Linked DNA regions of Mus musculus: region 2 is linked to region 1. Evidence: chromatin loops called from intact Hi-C (ENCODE). Cell type or tissue: left cerebral cortex. All regions are shown on one strand. Each heading gives the region's core, and the rest is flanking DNA. Links, peaks and the distances in the headings are about the cores only.

Region 1 (3,552 bases), core at 572-3,071:
GTCTTAAATTCCCAATCTCCTACCTCAGACTCCCAGGTGACAGGATTACAGGTTTGTGCCACCATGCCCAGCAATCCACCTTTGAAATTCCACTTGGTTCTTTTTCTTTATTTACTTACTTTTTTATTTTCCTATTTTTGATAGATTTATTAAAATTCAAAGAAGTGAAGTCCTATGTTCTAGCTTTATTTTTCCATCTATACTTAGAACTCTCAACGTGCTAATACTTGTCAGAAATTATTCCCACTAATAGTATGTCTTTTCTAAACTAGGCCTCATATCATAACCATAGCAACTGACTATAACAGCCAGTGTTTTGACTCTTCATCATTATATTACTTGAGTCTAACCCAGGTAGTTACGTAGATCTAGAGTAAATATTACCCTAGATAATCTTGAAGATAAAATAACCAATGTATATTAAATAGCAACATTGTCAAAAAGCAGCTCATTACTTATTTTGTAGGACAGTTGATGGGACAGCATGACATCCATTTGCATTTTTTTTTTTTTTTTTTTTTTTTTTTTGCACAAAGAGTGGCATCTTCTGCAAAGAAAAGTCACCCAATCAAAAGGTTTGACTCCCTTGTTACTGGGTAGGAAGTAAATTGAGAGAAAGGGGAATATTGGCAAACAATAGGGGAATAGTACACAAAGACTGAAGCATCCATGAAGCTAAGAATTATCAACAGAATAATAATATGTTGTGAAGTACGCTATGTCATGTTTATACACTGATTGACAATAAGCGAGCTATTGTACTATTATATTTAGACTACAGCAAGTTTTTATTTTCTGAACTTTTACATCTTCAAGATTTTGGGATTATATCACTTATTCAGTCTATAAAGAGAACTCATGAAACTTTATTTAAAAAAAAAGTAATTTTGTTTAGTACAGGATTTTTTATGCAAAGAGAGAAAGATATAATTTTAAAACAGCTACATTCTCACATCCCAAAGACTATATCATCTTATTCATTATTCTTATGATATATAGATTTGAACATTTATTTCTATAAAACATAGTTATCATAGTTGGCCAAATTTGTACAAGAAAACCTCTTATATTTGGAGACAGGGTTCAGGCTAGCCTTGAACTCACAAAGACCTGCCCACCTCTGGCCCAGGACAATCTTCTGTGAAACTGATACTGACTTTCCTGACAACTACAGACCCATAATAACCCAAACCTGTCATTCAGGTAGCTATTCATTCTTTGAGAGGATTGTTCTTAGCCTGAAGGCAAATTTTATCTACAAAATAAAAGAAAAACATATGCAGTGAATTCTGTGACTTTTTTTTACCTCTAAAACCCCAAACCAAATAGTGCCAACATTGTGCTTTTTAAAAGTAGCTTCCAGATATCCCACAGGAATACAGATCTTTGAGTCCCTGGTCTTGAAGAAACCTCTTGGTTGCCCAAAGAAAAGACATGAAATCAGGACTTGACAGGGATTCTCATTCAGGAAAGAACTGTCACCATTTTTGCTGTGCTCTGGCCAGAACAGCATATGGCAGCCCAGCTGACAAATATAATCTTTTCCTCTTTTTTTTTTTCCCCCATTTCACATGCACATTTCATTTGTGGAATATTAAAACTTCACACAAAGTGCCTGTTAACCCCTTGGCACCACAGCATCCCTCGTCAGGACTGTGATATTTACCAGGAGCCTCATTTCCAGCTGTGAGAGGGTTAAGGCCAGCAGAGCAGCTGATGGTCAGAGAGTGTCTTATCTTTCCCTACTTCTACCATGAAGGACCAACTCTCTGAATTTCCAGGCAGACTTGACTTTGTGTTAGAAAATTTATAGCTTACTGGCTTCAAAATAAACCTTCTGTTACCCTGCATCCCCGGGCTTTTCTTTCTCCTAAATCAGATGTGTTTTCTAAATCATCTATACTTACAGTCTGATGATCATGGGACCCACGTTTCAGTACACTTCACAGCCACAGCACTCCTCTGACCCCTTTCCTGAACAGAGAAAGGTTGTAAAAAAGATTTAAGTAAAAAAGCTAACCTCTTCAAATTCTTTCTTTCCCTGTATATAAGCAGCTGGGCTTGAGCTTACATACTTTTTTAGACTGCTTAAAGCCTTAGAGCTGTGGTTCTCAACCTTCCTAATGCTACAGCCATTTAATACAGCTCACGTTTTTGTTTCTGTAACCCCCCTCCAGTCATAATTGTAATTTTGTTACTGTTATCAGTCTTAATGTAAATATATGACATGCAAGATATCTGATACATGACCCCCAAAAGGGGTCATGACCCACAGATTGAGAACTGCTGCCCAAGAGGCTGCTCCTGTAGAACCCAAGTCGGAACACACTGCCAATGAGATGTATTAATCTTTGTGTCCAAATATCATTCTTCATTTGTGTTTCATTCGCTTGCTTTTGTTCGGCTTTCTGTTTAGGAAGCATGCCTAGACTAATACAGTACTTACAATATGCTTGAAATAAACATACTACTAGTGCTCTATTTTAAAATAAATTTCAAGCATACAGAAAGTATTATTGGACAAATACCCAGAGATCCCTTTACCTTTGGGATTAAGCAGCCAGTACCAGTTTCTGTATTTTCATTATACAACCCTGTATTCCTTAAAAAGTAAGATTTGAAAGGTTTCAAAGCTGTATCTAACCAACTCCACCATCCTCTCACAACAGGTGAACCACTATTTTGAAATATATGTTTAAAAATATATGATCTGGTGGTCTCTCCATGCTATATATTTTTGGCACTTACCATTATGTTGTCTTTTATGATTTACTCATGTTGATATTTAAAGGAACATGTCACAAATTTTAATTGTCATGTACATTCATTACAGTTCAGTAAGAAAACCTCATTCACCTATTGTGAGACATTTATTCTATATTTTTGGCATTATAAATTTTACTGCTTTGATCTTTGAATTTAATTTCCAGACACTGTTTAGGTGTTTCCTGGGAGGTCCTCAACTTCTGAGTCCTACACTTTGAACATCTTCAGTCTTATTGATCTCCGATTCTTGCTTTGACCATCAGTTATCAAATCCCTTCTTTTTCTATCTTCACAAACATTTGAGCAACCAAAGACCAGTTTTTGTCAGGCTGGTGGGTTTTTTGTATGTTTGGTTGGTTGGTTTGGTTTTTTGGTTTGGTTTGGTTTTTTACTGTTATAAATAGCTTCTTTCACTTATTTTTTATTAGATATTTTCTTTATTTACATTTCAAATGTTATTCCCTTTTCTAGTTTCCTCCAAAAGCCCCCTATTCCTCCCCTCCTCCCCCTGCTCACCCGCATGCCCACTCCTGCTTCCTGGCCCTGGCATTCTCCTACACTGGGGCATAGACAGTTGGTGTTTTACCAGTGGTTTGCTTTTGAGCTTTCTGTTAGGATGGAGTGGGGCTTCTTATCCTGGTTAATTTACTCATTTTTCTTTTCAATTTTTTGCCTTTTTCCAAGTTTTCTGTAGATGCAAATACTCTAATTCTCTCCAAATCAGCCACTGTGTTAGGTTTTTACTTTTTTTTATATACCACTTTATTAAGTACAAGTCAAGTTTAT
Region 2 (3,552 bases), core at 649-3,148, 66 kb before region 1:
ATAAACTTATTTCTTAAGGCTTTATCATACAACCTTGATCTTATTTGTCCCTTGTCATGCTTTCTCCTTTTGTACTGACCTTCCTCCCTTCCCAGGTCCCTGGGTAATCATTACAATGAAGCAAGTTTGAGAGACACTATATTAAGAGTATTTATTACCTTAGAGCCATAATTTTAGAATTTTTCTCTCTTTCAGTGAACAGAAGAACCTACATTGTCTCCATAAGCCCTGTAGTTCTAAAAGGAAATATTAGTATTATAAATCTTCCTTGTGGCCATTTGGAGTTTCCTGATTTAAGGCTTATAATTTTTACAACTTATAAGTGAACCCAAGATCTCTAGGAACCACTTTGTTGAGGCATAAAATTTTGGCTAATGGAGGTAGAAACTTTCTATAGCATGTGAGTCTAGCGGAACACTCCTAGTTCACAGATAAACATATGTTACTATTTTTACAGTGTAGACTTTTATTTCAGGAAATTGTGGCTTTGTAGAAGATTTGTAGAAAAGTTTTGTCATTTTATCTTGTCAAGATCGCTCATATCTCCTCATAACAGAACTCAAGCTTGCTTTAGAAGAATAGCTTTTAGTCATCTGAAATGCTGCGCACAAGACTTATTTTACTCCAAAATGTTACAGGGGAGCTAGCTGGCTTAAGATTTCTGTGTATCATGACTCTGGACAAGGAGAACCAACACAGTAACTAAACATAGTGTAGATATTTGTTGAGCTGCTGGGGATGAAGAGCTTCCTTCTTCCAAGGAGGGCACACAACAAAACTTTTCACCAGAGAGGTGTGAAGATGCAAGTTCTAGAACCAATGAGGCCACATGGAGACACTGATGGCTCATGGGAGGTGCCATGATGGTCTGTAGAGATTAAGAAGAAAGACTACCCAGAAGACAGGAATGGAGACAAAACCAGTTCTAAAGTCAGTGAATTGCTACCAACCTTGACTGATCTGTCCAAATCTGTGACTCTGTGAACACTGTTGTTTGTGGCAAAGTAAGTTAGGTCTTTTGAAATCTAAATTTTCTTGATATGTGAGATCCTTGATTATCTCAGAGAGGTCCTTACTGGAGGAGTAAAAAGACATTACTGGAACAAAGCTGTCTGTGATTCCGGCTTATGTGAATCTGAAACATGAGTTTTGTGCAAAATGTAAAAGATAATCCCATTTGTAAAGAACACCATGGTACCCAGCAACCATAATTCCCAAATTAGACATCCATAAACATAATCTAGCATTTTTTTCTGATTCATCAACTCATTGTATAAAACCTGAGAACAATAGGAAACACTGAAATCACATTTCATTGTCTTTCACTAATTGCCTTTATTGGAAGGAAAATAAAACTACATGAAATTAAGTTTATCACAGAAAATTTAGGGCATATGGTGGCTATATCTAGGGAACATCCACCTTTTTTTATTGGAATAAATTATTGTTAAAATGAACACACTGTTAGAAAGGCTGTTACCAGTCTGCAGGTCATAAAGATAAAAAGAGCTAACCAACCTCTCAGTGTGGAATTGGCAAGTAAAAAGATGTTCTCTGCACACAATAGGTACGCAGTGAATGTATTTGACTGACAAGAACCCTGCTAGGATTAGCAGTGAGCTATTTAAGCCCTGCTGTTTCTTGTGGACTTTGCCAGCCTTGGCTGCCGGTAATGAGGAGGCTGTAACCATTAACAAGAGCCCCAAGCTACATCTCTTTTTCTTCCACTTCAAACTTCCACAAGCCATGCATTCAAGTGCTGGGCCTTAGCAGCCAATAGGTGGGTAGGATCTGAAGCAAATATTTTTATACTGAAGTATATGCTGAGGAAAAATTTTCACTGTGCCTCTGTTAACAAGCCTGTTACTATGGAGTTTGTAAATATATTCATTAAGCTGTAAAATGATAGCCTTGTATTGAAATTGACCTGCTTTTAACCTATGTGTTTTAGGCATCTGGCACCTAAAAATGCTGCCACATAAAACAAATCATTGTAGATGAAACCAGTTAACTGAAAATAGCAAGTGAGGATCAACTCTTTCAATTTCTGGAAAAGATTAAGTAGGGGGAAGGAGTACAAAGATAATATGAAAGTTGAAATTACAGAAGGTTTTTTTTTTTTTTTTTGCAAAAACAGAAGTGAAAAATATGCTTGTTTTTCATACATGTATGTAATAGGCCAACAACATTCTTAGTCACATATATTTCTTTTTTCTTTTTTTTTTTTTTTTCGCTTTTTCGAGACAGGGTTTCTCTGTATAGCCCTGGCTGTCCTGGAACTCACTTTGTAGACCAGGCTGGCCTCGAACTCAGAAATCCACCTGCCTCTGCCTCCCAAGTGCTGGGATTAAAGGCATGCACCACCACCGTCCGGCTGTCACATATATTTCAAACTGGGAGAAACATGAATCAACGAAAGGTATTACAAGTGTGGCCTTTACATACACATCAGTTCAGTCTGGGAAGGAAACAACTATATTTGCAGGAATGGAGCAAAATATGCTGGGTCCATAAAGTGTCTGCAGTAGCATCAACAATGTGTGCAATCCTTACATCATGCTTCAACAAGGGTGGATGCTCAAATGACCAAGTGTAACATGTCATACTCCAACTTGCCATGGAAGAACCCTTAACCACCATAACAGTTCTTGGTCATTTCAGCGTCTTCCTTCCACTCGCAATGGCTCCTTCTCATAGGAGCAACTGCCATTTGCCATGCAGTTAGTAAACACTAAGAAGCATGTTAAATGACGTCCATGCCCCTTATCTTAATAAGACATGTACTCCATTTAGTCCATTGACGAGTAAAAACACTGAGGCTCAAGATCAGAAGCTAATAAATAAACAATCCTTGAAACTTAACCCAGCCTGTATGATTCCTAATCTTAGGTTCTAAATGACTACACAACTGTTATTATTTTTAGGTTTTATAAGACAATTTAACATTTTTTCAATAGGGACAAGGTAGCCAGGTTTGGTGGTACATACCTGTAAACTCCTCACACAGAAGACAGGAGAATCAGGAATTGAGAGCAAACCTTGGCTTTGTGTTGAGTTTGAGGCCAACCTACATGAGCCCTGTGTCTGAAAAAAAAAAAAAAACAATAACCAGTGTTAAGTGTCAAGGTAGTATACCCCAGCTAAGCGGCTTGGTGCCAGTGTATAATGAGACTTTTCTGATGAACTACTTACATTTAAAGGAGAAGGAAAGAGCTAGGGCAATAGCCCAGTGAGGAAAGTGCTCACTGTGCAAGCAGACAGACCTGAGTTCAGATCCTGCAGCTGTGCCATACAACTCTAATACAGCTGGGCTAGAGAGGCAGAAATAAGAGGGGCACTGAAACCTGCTGACCAGAGGGTCTAGCCAGTGAGATTCATTTTCAGTGAGAGATCCTGTCTCAAAATTAATTTGGAGAGGCATTGAGGGAGGAAGACATATATATGATAATCTGGCCTCAACACATACACATTCACATGTGCATACACACATACACGTGTGTGCACACACACATTCATGAATGCAAAAGAAGGCAAAAATTTAACAGTCACTAT

Evidence for each region. Hi-C counts contacts between places; a loop is a spot of excess contacts. Peaks named below come from ENCODE experiments on the same cell type or tissue, not always from the same donor. Only the 100,000 strongest peaks of a DNase experiment are listed, where the experiment ranks them.
Region 2: it touches region 1 in a loop (2.1-fold over the local background); 2 of 42 quality-filtered maps call a loop at or near these places.

Annotation. Positions count from the first base shown.
Region 1 is chr3:18,729,942-18,733,493 of GRCm38, forward strand. No RefSeq gene overlaps it. Among named protein-coding and RNA genes, the nearest start is that of Gm30789, 89 kb to the left of the region's middle. In left cerebral cortex, for the core only: no CTCF peak of the experiment used is centred there; DNase peaks (open chromatin) are centred at 1,530 and 1,742.
Region 2 is chr3:18,664,292-18,667,843 of GRCm38, forward strand. No RefSeq gene overlaps it. Among named protein-coding and RNA genes, the nearest start is that of Gm30789, 23 kb to the left of the region's middle. In left cerebral cortex, for the core only: no CTCF peak of the experiment used is centred there; a DNase peak (open chromatin) is centred at 1,640.